Linked DNA regions of Homo sapiens: region 2 is linked to region 1. The links are chromatin loops, found by intact Hi-C in ENCODE. Cell type or tissue: HCT116. All regions are shown on one strand. Links, peaks and the distances in the headings refer to the core of each region. The heading gives the core; the rest is flanking DNA.

Region 1 (8,487 bases), core at 2,402-6,401:
AAATGAGCTCTTGATCATTTTGCTTTTATAAGCAGAATGTGATCTTTATAGTATTTCAAAAATCTATACTTTTTTACTTATTAATTTTATTTTTGCTAATTATCACTTAGAAATTGATTAGATATTTTTTGTTTATTTGTTTTGTTTTATTTCTTTCTTTTGTATGTTTGCTTATTTTGTTTGAGAACTTTCCTTTGGGAAAATTCAATTGTAGATAATATCTTACTTGTGCCCTAAAGGGACATATTTTAATTTACTGATTCTTTTTTTGAAACCCTTTCTATTTTTCACTTTGTGATTGACATAATTACATTTAGGTCAGACTTTACTTTGCAAAGTCTGATAGTGTCTAGCCAGACTTTTCCCAGGTAATTATTTGTCTGTCAAGAAGTGTTCCCAAGATGATATATGCACATATTCCTAATTACTGTGAACTCCTCTTATGAAAACATCCCCTCTAATTACTTAAAAAAGTCTTCTTTCATTAAAGTTTTTTTTTCCTAGCCACTCAGTGGTACGTATTTACAAAGTTATAACTTCTGAGAGTCTTGAATATCTGAATGTTTAACCACAATGTTATTTGCATCTCTGTTTCCTAATTCTAGGCTAGCTTTTTTTGTGAGATGTGAATCTTACTCTTGTGAAATATGGGATCAAGACACATAAGCAAAAGTCTAGTGAGAATTAGGACAGAGTAATTCCTGATGCGCTCTATACCACATTACCTGAGTTCAGGGCTTGGTTCTTTACTGAGTCACTTACTGAGTTCCTGGGTGTGTCTGTTATGGCCTTGGGAGGTATTAGTAATATAGAGAAATATTAACCATCAGTTGGCCCCACAGATGCAAAGAGGAAGATGAACAGGTGATGGGGAATCTTCTTGGGAGTGAGCTGATATTATAAAAGTAGAACTAGAATAGAGACTTTGTCACCAGGACTCTAACTAGCGTGGCATTAAACAAGTCATTGTACCTCCTCAAGTTTCTTCATTTATTTAGGAAAAGATATGAAGCAAAAATGTTTTCACATTTTTTAAATCTGGTGTTCCTATCCAAATCTCTAATACTGCTTACCAACTTAAGATTATTTTGATATGTTATATTCCTTGTTGAATTAGTTCGTGATAGAAATGATTTTTATTGTGTCGTGATATGTTACTTTCATCCGCATCCCTTTGCAACCATGTCCTGCCCAGCTAAGTGTTATTTATATGTTTATCTGTGCCTTCATTAGACTAGAATGGTCTCTGTCCTGATGTTCCTAATTTTTATTAAGAATTTCCTCTCTACCCTATCCCTGTCCCAACTCTCACCGTGAATTTTGTCATTCTTTGAATTTGAGTCAAAATTGATTTCTTCTTGGAAATAATATTTTGCTTAGTCAAATTTAATGACATTACTATCCTGGGACATTAAGTTGAACATTTCTTCTGTGAATAAAATGCATTACATGTTAATATATATTTATGTTTGAGTGTGTATGTTTGAGAGACAGGGCATGAGAGGAGAAGGACGGAAAGAGAGAGGGAAGAAGAGACGGAGGGGAAGAGGGAAGGTGGAAGAAAGGGAGAGAAAAGAAGGTGGGGAAGAAGAGGTGGAGGGGAAGAGGGAAGGTGGAAGAAAGGGAGAGAAAAGAAGGTGGGAAAGAGACAGGAGAGGAGGGAAGGAGAGAGAAAGAAAAAGATCTGGTTAAAATTGCACTGACTTCATCCTGCCAACAATTGCTGTGTCTGTATGGCAGTACTCTGTCTTTAACAAACTCGTGGTGCTATACAGAGAGACAACACATTCTATATCTATTTTATGTTTGTTGAAGCAAAAAATTAAAAAAGTATGAAAAAATGAAAATGAAATTGTTATATGAGACTTCCAACTTGGTTGCACACCAAAGTCGTCAGTAACTTAGAAATTTCAGATGTTTTACTCTGCAGTGTATTATCAGGTAAAGTCTAAGGATCCTCAGTGACTTGTATTTTTAAGAGACTTTATTTAAAAATTGACAACTGAGAAAAGAATTTAGCTTTAAAAAGAAAAAATACAGTTACTTATGGGTGTCAGTAAGTTTATCAGAGTCTTTGCATTGCTAATACTAACCAATACCTCTATTAATAGTTGGAAAGAAATAATTTAAAATGCAAGTTATTTAGGAGTGCATATATATATATATATATATATATATATATATATATATATATGTTTTTGTTTTTTTTTTTTTTGAGACAGAGTTTTGTTCTTTTGCCCAGGCTGGAGTGAAATGTCACAATCTCGGCTCACTGCAACCTCTGTCCCCCCAGGTTCAAGCGATTCTCCTGCCTCAGCCTCCCTAGTATCTGGGATTATAGGCACCCATCACCACGCCCGGCTCATTTTTGTATTTTCAGTAGAGACAGGGTTTCGTCATGTTGGCCAGGCTGGTCTCCTGACCTCAGGTGATCCACCCGCCTCAGCCTCTCAAATTGCTCGAATTACAGACATGAGCCACCGCACCCTGCTGGAGTGCATATAATTTATTTGATTGGGAGAAATGTTTTTGAGACTATTTCCTTTAGTCAGCTATTACTCTTTAGTATTTTTAAATTCTCTCTCTCTCTCTTTAAATATATATATATAAAATAAGCAGTGAGAAACAATTTTTGTAGGTACTGCACATGGTGTGTATAGTCCTCTGAGCTTTGAGGTAGTGTTACTGACTATGGTACAAAATGTAGTTCTATATATTTGGGGATCTCTGAAGTAGAATGTTTATTTTTTGTGATTGTTTATGTTTACTCATTCTTTCCTGTCTCTGGTTTAAAATAAAAACCAAACAGTTACTTATTGAAATGTGTAATATTTTCTGATGATACACCTTTAGTAGTTTGTTGGAATGGCAAAGCTAATTGTCATCATAAAACCTTGTCATAAAATACTGAGAATTCCTAATGCCTAAACACCTAAATTCCAGAGGGGTAGAAATTAGCAGTTTTACACACTCAGATGCCTTCAGGGCTAAGCCACAAAAATAACTGCAAAAACTCTGCAAAGGAGAAAGGGCAGATGGTAGTCCAATAGGGAATGAAAGGAACATGGAAGAAGAGATAACTTGACCAGACTTAAGGCATTCTTTAGGCATTTGTTATAGAGGTGATAAGCTTAGGACCTTAGGTACACATTGAGGCATCTTATCAAAAGTTAACTTTCATGAAAATAAGGGGATATTACTTTACTTGTCTGTCCTCTCAATGAGATGTAAAAAGTCATGAAGGTTTGCCATGGGAGCCTTTTTGAGATGATGAGTGCTGACATTTTGACACACTGACATTTTGCATTTTAAGGATTCTGCCTGCTGTCTTATAGTTGCTACAGATCCATCATGTGGCATATATTTTTATATCAATTATTGATTTATTTAACTAGTCACTCTTCAAATTATCTTGTAAAAAGTTGGGCGACTTTTATCCTAAGGACTGGAACTCACATCTGATTTTGAGTAATGAATTTATATTATGCAATTTAGTAACAATATCAGGTAACATGTATTGAGCACTTACATGTTAGGCACTGTGCTAAGCACTTTACATGCATTATCTTAAGTTGACCTTCATAGTAACCTTGTGAAGTGTGTCCTTTTATCCACATTTTACTGATGAAAAATACTGCGTTCACGTGGTAGGTTGGTCAGCGGTAATGAAGCAGAATGAAACCAAAATGCTCATAACTAGAAAGTGGTAAAGATTACATATTCCTAATCGGAGGTGTTTGAAGACCTGGTTGAGAGGGTCTAAGATTGAGATCAGTGGGTGTAGATGTGGAAGCATTGATTTCTAAATGAGTCAGGTAAAAAGTATCATGTGGTTGTTATTAGAAGTCAGAAGTCACTCACCTGGAACTGACAAAAGTTAATGATAAGTAGATGAGGTGCTAGTACCCAGAATGTAGACCAGGCCAGGAGGCACTGAAAGGAAATGCGTTTCTGAGTTCAAAGGTAAGGTAAATTTGAAGCAGGAAGAAAAGGAGAATCAGGTAATGAAGTTGTCCTTTGGCCTCTGCTGGGTTCAGCTATGAGGGAAATCAGTAAGTCTTTGGCCAACCTTATAGGTTAAAGGTATTGCAGGCCATTTATTCATTTAGCAGTTATTTTTTTAGTGCCAATGATGTATCAGATACTATTCTAAGTTCTGAGAATACATAGGTGATTAAAGTACCAAAGAAACCCTGCGTACCCTTGAATGAAGTTTACCTACAAATGGGGTTAATCAACTAATAAATAAGGAGTGCTAGCAGGAAGAAGCAAAACACAAATATGGTTGAGTAAAGGGAGCTGAGAGTGGTGGTGGAAGGTAGTTTGCAATTTTAAATAGGGTGCTCGGAGTAGGCCTTAACAAAGTGACATTTCAGCCAAGATTTGAGAAAAGAAGGAATAAGCCATGCATGTATTTGTGGGCAGAACACAGGAGACATAGGGGAAGCTTTCTTGTTTTTTAGAAGAAGAGCAGAGACCAGTTGTTGGACCCGACAGCAAAGAGGAGATGAGTAGAAGATGCATCAGAGAGGAAACATGGAGGCTAGATCTTGGGGATCCCCACTGGCCATTTTAAGGAACTTGGCTATGATTCCTGTAAATCAGGAATCTACAGGAGAATTTTGAGCAAAAGAGAGACATCAATTTTAAACCTGCTATATTTTAACAGTATACTTCTGGCTGTAATATTGAAAATTGACTGTAGGGGACTAAGAATGAGCATATCAGATATTACTAAAATAATTCAGGTGTGGGGTGATGGTATCTTAGATGGTCAGGTGGTGGCAGCAATGGCTAGTTTTTAGGTATATTTTGAAGGTAGTGAAACATGGGATGTGAAATAGGTTGAACAACATAAGACGACTTCAACATTTTTTGCCTGAGCAGTTGGAGTGATGGTATTGTCATTTGAGGTTGGTGTCAGAGGCCCCAAAGTTGGGATCAGGAAGCAGGCATAGAGACTGAGTTAAGGGGACTTTTAAGTTACGACTTCACCATAGCCTTTGGATGGTTGATCCGTAACCCCAGTCACTGACATCTGGCAACACACATGTCTAAGTATCTCTAGATGAGGGTTCACATTGGAACCCAAATAGACTGACTTGGAGAACAGTCCTGACCCTGAGGACCTAGTTGTAAGTAACTTGGATAAGATTCAGATGCAAAGGAGTGGGTAAATACAGAATATGAGATAAGAACATGACGGATTAGATGCTGTCCCAGGACCTAATAAAACAGGAGATTATCTACCCTGCTGAGAAGCAGAACCTCCCAACACTTAGTCTTTTCAAACAAACTTTTACAGGCAATTATTTCGCAATTCCTTTATGCTGGGTCAGGTGAGTGGAAGAAGGAGAAACTGGGAAGGGGTCACGTAGGAGGTCCCTTTTTTTAACAGGCCATTTAGATGGATAGTTTTGATAAGTAGGAGATGTATGGTGGAGAGCTGGGCATTTTCAGACAGCGGGGGAGCGTGAGAGAAGTAGAGTAGGGTGGAAAAAAAGGAAAGCAGAGTTGTTGAGAGAGGTTGATTACGGCCAAATTGTGAAGGTCCTTTGATCAAACCTTGTGGAAGAGAATAGTGGGAAGTCATGAGATGTTTTTTAGTGACAGTGATGTTGTGAAATCTGATTTTGGACATAATAATATTGTGTTTTGGTTAGTTAACACATACAGAAGAATGTAAGACAGGTTGTAACAGGCGTTGGGATAATGGTCAGCAACAAGCTGACAATAGGCTGAAGCTGACGTCCAATAGCAAACAAAATGTCTTTTCAAGGGGAAAATATATCTTCAATTTCCTACTAGAATAGAATGTAAATGTAACTACTTAATTCTGAATCTTAAGGAAAGTCCTTTTTTGTTTTAAAGCTATTTTTAAGATGTCTTAATCATCTGATTTTAAGCTAATAAAATTTATTTCTGTACAAAAAAAGTTTTAACAATCTACATATAGTTTAAGTCTACCTATGCTTATTGAGTCCCAGCTATGTGCAAGGCACTCTGCTAATTCATACAGATGGGGGGAAAAGCCCACTTCAAGTGATTTAAAGTCTAATATTTGAGGGATATGGTAAAAGATTCATAGGAAATATATAGGTAAAATCATGTGTGCTTATGGGCATCACCCGAATGATCTCTGTGTTATATGGGATCTGGATTTTTTTCCACCTGTTTACTCTTTAAGTATCAGGATTATAGAGACAATTATTGAAATTTTAAAGTAGCAAAAATATGATACAGATAAAATACCTCCAAAATATTTATTAGCAAATATGTTTTACTAGTGCGACAAATGTATATATAGAAGGTTTCTTTTTTTTTTTTTTTTTTTTTGAGACGGAGTCTCGCTTTGTTGCCCAGCCTGGAGTGCAGTGGCATGATCTCGGCTCACTGCCACCTCTGCCTCTCAGGTTCAAGTGATTCTCCTGCCTCAGCCTCCTGAGTAGCTGGGATTACAGGTGTGCGCCACCATGCCTTGCTAATTTTTGTATTTTTAATAGAGACAGGGTTTCACCATGTTGGTCAGGCTGATCTCAAACTCCTGACCTCGTGATCTGTCCGCCTCGGCCTCCCCAGGTGCTGGGATTAAAGGTGTGAGCCACTGCGCCCAGTCGAAGGTTTATTTTTTATTATTAGGGTACATACATTCCTTATAGTCAATATGGAAAAATTCAAGAAAGGGTTAAGAAAAGGCAATCATAATCTCCCAGTAGAGATAATCACTGCTATTGATGTTAGAAATTTTCTTACCTATTAAATAAATAGAGACATACATGTATACACAAGTGAATGTGTATGTGTTTTGATATCTTATATAAATCCCTGAAATAGAAGATTCAGATGTGTTATATTTGAGATCATATGTTGTATAATATTTTTAAAGTTGCCTCCTGTCTTTTTTCACTTAGGATTTTTCTTACAATAAAATAATTGGTTTCTTGTACTGAAATGCAATGGCATAACAAAATAGGGGACAGTGGGAGCTGCTGTGTCTCCCACAGAATTTAAAAACACTAAGATTGACTAGATGGCAGTCTGCTTTTGAGAGCATGTGCTGACAATTGTAAATAATATTAGTGATAATATACTCCTTCATTACTGCCACCTCCACCCATTTCTTACTCATCCCTCTACCTCTTAGCATACCAGTGCTGATATGGTGAGAGTCTCATGGTAATATTCCTTCAGAAATGAAGAAAGCCTCATAACTGTTTCTGTGTAATCATCAGTAAGAAAAATTGGTAACTGTACATTTTCTTTTGAAAATGAGAACTTTCCTTTGGGCTGTATTAATTTCATATTAATAATCACATTTTGAATTTTTTTCTTCCTTGAACTCAAACACAGGCAATAAATAAACATGAAAGGGAAAACATTGTCATTTGGCTAAATATCAATCCAATATACGCTGCTGAAAAAAATCTATAATCATAAAAAAAACTGAGTCATAGTAGTCATATTTCAACCTGCTGAATTCTGGAGCAGTTACTGAAAAAAAAATAAAATCTGAGGTTTGTGATCATGTAGTCTTTTTACAATTGGGCAATGAGAAATTGAGAAAGTCCAAAGTCACCCATTTGGTGACCATAAGGACTGACAGCACTCAGGCATCTGGGCTTCTATTCTTTTTTATTTATTTATTTTTATTATTTTACTTTAAGTTCTAGGGACTTGTGCACAACGTGCAGGTTTGTTACATATGTATACATGTGCCATGTTGGTGTGCTGCACCCGTTAACTGGTCATTTACATTAGGCATATCTCCTAATGCTATCCCTCCCCCTTCCCCCTGCCGCACGGCAGGCCCCAGTGTGTGATGTTCCCCACCCTGTGTCCCTGTGTTCTCATTGTTCAATTCCCACCTATGAGTGAGAACATGCGGTGTCTGGTTTTCTGTCCTTGTGATAGTTTGCTGAGAATGATGGTTTCCAGCTTCATCCATGTCCCTGCAAAGGACATGAACTCATCCTTTTTTATGGCTGCATAGTATTCCATGGTGTATATGTGCCACATTTTCTTAATCCAGTCTATCACTGTTGGACATTTGGGTTGGTTCCAAGTCTTTGCTATTGTGCATAGTGCATCTGGACTTCTATTCTATGATTATTGTATCATGTTGCTTCTCTAGTGGGTAGGAGAAATACATTTGTTAATGACACCAGTAACAGCTAATGTTTAATGCTATGTGCCAGGCAGTGTTTGAAGCATTTTATATATACTGATGTATTAACACATTTATCTTCACAACAGTTCTCTAACGTAGATACCTTTATTGCCCTTTTTTTAGAGGTGAGGAATAAAAAAATAATTTTTTCTAGGCTTCAGAAGTAGAAAATGACAGGTCTGGTATTTGAGCCTGGGTCATGGGCTCAGACAGACCCTGCTTGGGCTTACCATTATGGTGTATTACCTCTGATAGACCACTCCAGGCAGGCTCCATGCAAACCAGCTGAACATTCACAACCATGCTTTTGTTCCAGTATT
Region 2 (8,487 bases), core at 1,818-5,817, 77 kb before region 1:
AATTTACCCAATACCTGTACCCCCATCGTATCTAGAGAGTAACCAGCTTGCTTTTGATTTTACAGGCTCATAGGTGGAAGAGACTTGCCTTGTCTCGGATGAGACTTTGGACTGTGGACTTTGAGTTCATGCTGAAATGAGTTAAAGACTTTGGGGGACTGTTGCAAAGGCATGATTGGTTTTGAAAAGTGAGGAGATGAGATTTGGAGGGGTTAGAGGTGGAATTATATGGTTTGGCTGTGTCCCTACTAAAACCTCAACTTAAATTATATCTCCCAGAATTCCTACATGTTGTGGGAGGGATCCAGGGGAAGGTAATTGAATCATGGGGGCTAGTCTTTCCCGTGCCAATCTTGCAATAGTGAATAAGTCTTACAAGATCTGATGGGTTTGTCAGGGGTTTCCACTTTTGCTTCTTCCTCATTTTCTCTTGCTGCCACCATGTAAGATGTGCCTTTCACCCTCTGCTATGATTATGAGACCTCCCCAGCCATGTAGAACTGTAAGTCAAATTAAACCTCCTTTTCTTCCCAGTCTCAGGTATGTCTTTATCAGCAGCATAAAAACGGACTAATACACCGCTTATAAAACCATCAAATCTCATGAGACTTATTGACTACTGGGAGAACAGTATGGAGGAAACCACGCTCATGATTCAATTAACTTCCAATCGGGTCCCTCCCACAACACATAGGAATTATGGGAGCTACAATTCAAGATGAGGTTTGGGTGGGGACACAGACAAACCATATCAGAGAAATATGCTGCAATGTCATAGGGATCCTGTAATCATGTTGAGTCAACACCTTTAGTAAAATATTCTCACATTATTAGGGAGATGGCACTATATATACATAAAAGCTTCTGAAAAGCCAAATTGTTGAATTCTTACTTATCTCTTTCATATCAAAGATAGCATTTTATCATGTGCCTAATTTAGAATAATGTGTTGAATCCCTAAATCAGCTTTCCTCTGGAATTAATACCTGAAATCTATTTTTTTTAAGATGCTACATAGTGTTCTATCAGTGCTAGTACCTAACCTGTCAATTCTTATCCAATCAGGTGTATAATAAATTTCTTCTGTATGCCATAGTTCATTAGGGTTCTGCTAGATCATTGTACCTTTTTGCCACTCATATATAAAGGATATTAACATCATACGGCTGAGCATTTGAATGAAAGCAGGATGAACCCCCAATAAACCTGAGCTGATAATGATCAGGAGAGAAGAGATTAGTCCCTTTTTATCTTCTGATAGAACAGAGAGAAAGCACTAGAGACAGCTTTTGATTGGCCTTGCTAACAAATAAGGAGCAGTGGCATCCAAGCAGCAGCAGTCCATGGGCAGCCCTCAATGTTGCCCTTCCACTAACCCAGGCTCACATCCTTCGTGGTTGGTGTGCCTGTTCTGTCAATCCCAGTCCTGGATTATCCCAATCTTGTTTCCTTCCACTTCTGCTCTGGCCCCTAAATGGTATTAGACCAAATGCAGAAATGACTGGTCAAACTTCCACTGGATTCTTTTATACTCCTGTGCAATTATTTCATATATCATCTGCTAATTTCACACCGTAGTGATTTCCCAGAACAACTGCTTCCTTGAGTCTCTGGTCTTACTCTCATTTTAGTCCTCTGTCTGAGCTAATGCCTTTAAAATCCATCTGGAGAAAACTTCCAAGTTTCTCTCACTTCTATCCATCATAATTTTGTTTCTATATTTACCTTTCCCTTTGGACTGAGAAAGATTCCTCATGTTGTTTAAAGCTACCTCACTTGTAATAAACACTGATTTATTCCTCTCTCCCTTCTTAGATAACTTGTTTTCTCATCACTCCTTCCGTTTTAATTAGTAAAGTTCCTTTCTCTTTGGCATGCAGAGGTCTCTCCTAACTTAATAACAACAATGAAACCCCTCACTTAATTTACTTGTCTTTTCTATTTAACTATCTTATTTTATTATAAAATGCCTGAAATAGCTACATGGTAGAGCTTATTGGGCCTGGACCATAGATCTAAAATCTGAAAAGCCTAAGTTTAAGAATTTATATCATTAATGTAATTATGTTTGCAAATAGTTTTTGAGAAGGAAGAAGAAAATGTTTATATGTGTAAATATAAACACATACACATTTATACACATATCTTCATACATGTATATGTGTAAACATATACAAGTGTAAACACATGCACATTTATACACATATAAACATTTTCTTCTTCCTTCTCCTCTTCTTAATCTTTGTTCTTCTTCCTAATCTCCCTTGTTCATAAGAAGTGATGTATAAATGCTCATTAATCCATTAATTGGCATCAAAATACTATAAAACTTTTTCTCAATTGGACAGTGTGGCTGCTAGTTAGAAGAAAATGACTCTCAGAGGAGCAAACTCCACTCCTACGCTAGCCAGATGGTATGGCAATGAGGTGATGGGTTCCTTTTCTCCTGGGTGGAAGAAAGGACTGCACGTATGAACATGATGCAAAGCAAATAATCTAGAGGTGACTGAAGCATGACATCACAGTGAGCCTATAAAGCCACATATACAGTTTGCTCAATGGGACAAAGTCTTTATTAATACAATTATAATTTAATAAATATAACATTGTTTTATTACTCTTTTGATTATCATTTACTGATGGTATCTGGAACACGGAATTTGACATATGAACACTCAATATACATATGACAAAGACAAAAGTACAAGGAAGAAAATGAAGAAATAACACCGGCATGATGCCAATGATATGGGAATTTATTATCAGAGTCAATAAGTCAATTCTCTTTATCTTTAGGACCTGAACTTGGACAATATTCAGGTTCATAGATAGATGCAACATTTACTATGTTATTCAAAGTGGGAAATTTTATGAGCAAAAGTAGCAAAAGATTTAAACAAAAACTGTGTTATAAAAATTGTCACTCAACTTAGAGCATTAGTGCTAACTGTGCAGGCACTAAGAACATAGGAGCCTGTTGATATTTTTCTCATCTTTTACTGCAGATTTAAAAGTAAAATATTCAAACATTCAAATAACAACAATAAGTAAGTTCCAATATTTACTAGTCAGTTTCTAGCATGTAGTAAACCATAGAGACCCTACTAGCTGAATAACTTGGAATGGACTACTTTCCTGCTCTACCAACAAGGGCCTTGTTAGTGTGGCTATTCACAAAGATGGGGAATATATTTTTCTTTTCAATTTATATTTTTAAATATGCACATATGCCAGACACTGAGCTATATCCTAGAGATATACTCAATAAGGCAGAATCTGCCCTTGAAGATTTACAGTGGTGCAGAATATGAGACAGGCTATTCTTCAGTTTCAGTCTTATGCACTAATATATACATATACATTTTAAAAATTATCTCATTTAAATTATTCATCACATCATTTCCCTCCATTGGTGCAGAAAATTAATCAAAGAGATTGAGGAAGAGAGAAACAGATTTAAAGCCAGATTTTATTAGATACAACTTAAAAATTATTAAAATATTGATTTACTCATCATTAAAAATATCTCTTTCCAGGAAATCCAAAGTCTTGCACTGTAACAAAGGAATTGCCTCATCTGTCAGTCAATTACACTCAACTCATTGAGAACATATGCCAATCATATCCCCATGCATAACAATCAATCAATCAACTAAAAAGTAACTGTACAGTGCATACAATGTAGGCAAAATGCCAAAACTCTCTTTTTTTATTGGCATTATTGGAGGTATTTGAATTTTTAAATGGAAAGTTACCAGTATGTAACCCTTTTTGGAATGTTAGCTGTCAGCCATCATGAAACAAATACAGCACAAGAGCTAGAAAGACCACACTGTTATCATAATCTCCATTAAAAGCAAAATGATAGTTCCTTCAGCATTGAATCATTACCTTATATGGCTTACAGTCAGTAAACTCTACTCACCAATATAATATTTCATGTATCTCCAGGCTTTTGTTGAAAGCCTTGCAACTGCGATGTCCTATCCATCTTACCCTGAAAATGTTAATTATGAAATTAGAGCTTACAAAGCTATGCCTGCCAGTAGAGTCATGTGATATCATGATGTCACATACCAGTAACTGAGCTTTGGTGTTTATGACTCATACAAGTAATCCATAATAAATCAGGCAGGCAGGGCTATTTGTGAGTCATTTAGCTATAAGATTTCCTTCTTGCTTGCTGAATGTTCCTGAAGAATTTGCATCTCATATATGTTGTACATGGTTCACATTAATAAATTCATTGATTTAAAAATCTATGTTGCTAAGCAAAACCTTATATCAATCAGTGGTTGATTGAACTTGAGGACTGAGTTCCTTTTTTCCTTTTAAATATATGCAATAAAGGAAAGCAATAATATTAGTCCCAGAAAAATTTGTAGTCTTTCCTTAAAATTTGTGAATAACAACAGAAGTAAACCTGAATTATAAGAAGACATAAATTTTAATCTGAATTAGAATGTATCAATCATGTTCTAGAAACATATTATTCTGGAAGATGAGATAAATGGATCACTACAGGAATGTGTAATAGCCAACTTAATACTTGGCAATGTTACTTCATTCAAACATTCCATTGACCTCATACACAATACATGATTTTTCTTTAAGTACAGACTGCTCACCTAGATTTACCAACAGATTTAGATCTATTATTTATTCAAAGAAAACACAACGACCACAAAGATTACATGAAATTATTTTAATTCTACTGTTCTCTGTGATCTTTCTGTAAGACTAAACAATAAGTCAATAAAATTTGTCTGTGGTAAAACAAGGTTAATAATATGGCACTGCCTAATAGAAATGCTTGAGAATTAGCTAACTACTTGCCTTAAAGTACACATAATATTTTAAATAAAAAGACTATGACCTTAATGTAGTTTAGAAACCACAGGAAAAGTACTAGCTACATATATTTATACATAATTATTAAGATCATTATCTTCTATTCTGTCTTACTTGACAAGGGATTGAAGAAGGAAAATTCAATTCCACTATGCAATTTTTGTGATATTAGATTGGCAAAATTCTAACACTCAAGACAACTCTGTCCTTGGTGCTTCACTAGTGCCTCCTTCCTCAATCTTCAGCACTGCTGAGATATGCTTTTTCCTTTCTCCACTTACTTTCAAAAGCCAAGAGTCTGAGTCATTGCAGCAGGACTCGTGGTAAGGGCTGAATATGTATTGTGATTTTAGGGGGTTGAAAAGTCCTGCTGTCAGAATTCTGTACCTTTACAGTGCCATAAATGCTAGCATCCAGGTCACCTCTGTGAATCAAACCCTCTCTCTAATTGGCTTCTAGTAAAATGCATGCAAGTTGATATGGTGAAGATGAGGCGCCTGGAGAAAAAGTACTCATTAGCACACACCTCGACCACACCTTTGAAAAAAGAGCAGAAGCTTGAGTGCACATAATACAGAAGAACTACAATTGGATGACCTGTGCTTGGAGTGCCACTTAGGGAAGGCAAGACAGATAAGGCAAAAATGAGGTTGGCTATTGGCATGATAGGGAGGAACTAAACCATTCAGATAAGGCCCTGGAAAGAGAACTGCCTAGGAAGTTGACTGGAGAATTGTGGCCAACTCGTATACCACACGTCTAAATCAAGTTCTCACTTCTAAAGGGTGTAAAGCTCACCCAGGAATCTCTTAATTAGAATGCATGTAATTGAATTCCAACAAAGAAAGGGTGTTGCCATTTGAATAGGAATCAGTGTAAACTGACTTAGGTAGCAAATGTCACAGCATTTTTAGGATTCTTTCAGGCATTTATAATACTCTTGAGTTTTACATAGTTAAACTTAATATATAAATATGAAGATGAAACTAATTTGCTCTAAATTATTATTTTATAAGTTAAAAGTAAACTACATCAAACACAGCAAAATAATAATAGAAGTGGATGAATTCAGGACAAAGCAGGTCAAAAGAGATAAGGTGACCTAGTACTACAGAGTCAAGCAGACCAGGAATTGAATCCTAGTAACTCATCCTACTTGAAGTCTTAGTTTACTAACCTGTAAAATAGGTAAAATAAGATCTACCCATTAGGGTTATACATGAATTGACTAGCAAAGTGCTCAGTGAAATAGTAACCATCATTAGACAATTATTATTATTGTTGTTGCTACTACTGTAACCAGTATATACAATAAGGGCAAGACGTTTTCAAAGAAAGTATACAATTCTGTGAACTTTGGCACTCCGACACAGTTTTGAGGAAGAGACTGGGGTTGTGCTGTTGTTTGAATTTTGAGTAGATTATATGCGAAGAGAGGATTCTGTTAGTGGGAGGAGGTTTCATTTCATGAAAGAGGAAATGGTATAGTAGTTGAGCAGGCAGAAATAGCTCTGACTTTTTTTTTTTTTTTTTTTTTTTGAAACAGAGTCTCTCTCTGTTACCCAGGCTGGAGTGCAGTGGCATGATCTCAGCTCACTGCAAACTCCGCCTCCCGGGTTCAAGCAATTTCTGGCTAACTTTTGTATTTTTAGTAGAGGTGGGGTTTCACCATGTTGGCCAGGCTGGTCTTGAACTCCTGATCTCAAGTGATCCGTCTGCCTTGGCCTCCCAAAGTGCTGGGATTACAGGCACGAGCCACCGTGCCTGGCCTCTCTGACATGATTTAAAGAGATAGTGAGTAGACTGATTTAATAAGAAAACAATTTTAAGTAGGCATGGGTAATATGGGAGAAAGGGTAAGTTGGGGCCTGATTTTAAATGATTCTGATTATCTATAAATGATCCTGAATATCTGCCAGCCCTTAGGCTTTTTTCTATGGACAATTGATAATGGCTTGGGTTATGATTAATAGGCCAGAGTGAGATGCTTGGTCATAGTCTGTTGGGCTATTCTCAATGCTGACATTTTAAATGGGTTATCAAAGACCTAGCCTACATAAGTAGCCAAAGAGTTACTCCAGAGCCAGAGAATTGAGAGTTCCATTCTATTCTTCACTGCGCAGATCACACTGGAAGCAGGGGACATGTTCACAAACGATTAAACATGATAATTAGAAAACTAGAAACTTTGTCATCAAAAGGTCTGTGGAAAGGGCTGGGTGTTGTCAAACAAAAAGCTTATAGGCACTTTTTGATATCTGACAGAAAGGTTTTATTTCTGCCTATGAGCATAGGACAAATTGCAAAAGAATTCACTTTTCAGAATAACTGGTGTTCCAAAATAAAAAGAGGAGTTATTTATACTCTATTACATAGCATAAATATTGTATCTTGTGTTTTCTGTAGCTAATAGTATATTATATTCTAGTAATTCTACTCTGTATTTATATTTCAAATAATTATTTAAAGTAAAAAATGTTAATTGGATAACATTTCAGTCATTTTGATATAGACCAGGCATTTCTGTGCTTGATAATAAGAGAAAGGAATTTTCTGGTATGTAGCATGATTCAAAGCTATCTGAGTCTGTTTGTAAACTGTGTCTTTAAGGAATGTAAGACATTTAGAAATACAAATCCTTCTGAGCTATGGAATGTGACAGGCTCAATGTCCAACCAGGGATGGGCTAAGCTAATAGCAAAACATCGATGTTTTCTTTTTTTTCAAATTCTATATGTTTAGCTTGGGAAGTGAATATTTAGGAAGGCCATGTTTAGCAAATGTTCAAGTAATTAACAGGCTGTCATGTGGAAAAGGATAGACTTATCCTTTGTAGTGTCACAGAGTAGAACTAGTTCTGTGGGTAAAAGACACAAAAAGACCAATTTTAGCTTTGCATAAAAAAATTGTATAAAATTGGCTGAAAATAGCTTAGCTTGCTTCGTGAAGATGGGAATATTAATGCCAAATGTGGGTGATCAGTAATTTGTGAAGCAGGAAGGAGCTATCAATTAACTAATTCAGTAATTTTCATTCTGCTTGCATATTAGCATTACCAGAAAGGTTTTTGTAAAGCTACACTGACACCAGGGTCCCACCTCAGATCAATTCAGCAGAACCCCTGGTGTAAAGTCTATTGATATTGATGGCTTTATTAAGCAGCAGGGGTGTGAATCGAGACATTAGCTAAGGTAAGTCTATATGGTCCTACAGCATCCACCCTGTCTGTGCCATGAAGAAAGAGAGTATCACACAGAATCACTATTAGAAAAGTCAATCATAAAATGCTATGCAGAATGGATTGGGGGTAATCATGTTCATAGGCAACAAAAACAAGGTATGCTGTGAATCCAGCTGCCAGATGCTGGAGACTGCTACAAAGAATATGCATTGCTTTTATAATACAAAAAATAAGTTATTTTAAATTAGCAGTAAATGATAAGAAAAATAAATGAAAATTTGAGACTATTCCAGACTTATCTTCAGTCCCACCTTTGCTCCCACCTCTACCCTTATTCCTATCACATGCACTTATATTCTGGCCACAATCGGTTTCTCAAGATTCTGCAAATATTTTAAATAGTTTCACGCTCCTCTAATTTCAGTTATTGAAATCAATCTCCTAAGTTGTTACTT

Evidence for each region. A loop is a pair of places that touch in the nucleus more often than their neighbours do. Peaks named below come from ENCODE experiments on the same cell type or tissue, not always from the same donor. Only the 100,000 strongest peaks of a DNase experiment are listed, where the experiment ranks them.
Region 2: it touches region 1 in a loop (1.9-fold over the local background); 1 of 110 quality-filtered maps calls a loop at or near these places.

Annotation. Positions count from the first base shown.
Region 1 is chr6:54,874,127-54,882,613 of GRCh38, forward strand. All of the region lies in intron 2 of FAM83B (family with sequence similarity 83 member B), which reads left to right. Among named protein-coding and RNA genes, the nearest start is that of FAM83B, 32 kb to the left of the region's middle. In HCT116, for the core only: a CTCF peak has its summit at 4,772; a DNase peak (open chromatin) is centred at 4,787; H3K27ac peaks cover 1,551 bases.
Region 2 is chr6:54,797,812-54,806,298 of GRCh38, forward strand. It overlaps LOC107986606 (a long non-coding RNA gene), which reads right to left and starts at 4,020. Exons shown (of 3, transcript XR_001744176.3): 1 at 3,926-4,020. In HCT116, for the core only: no CTCF peak of the experiment used is centred there; DNase peaks (open chromatin) are centred at 4,110 and 5,120; H3K4me3 peaks cover 555 bases.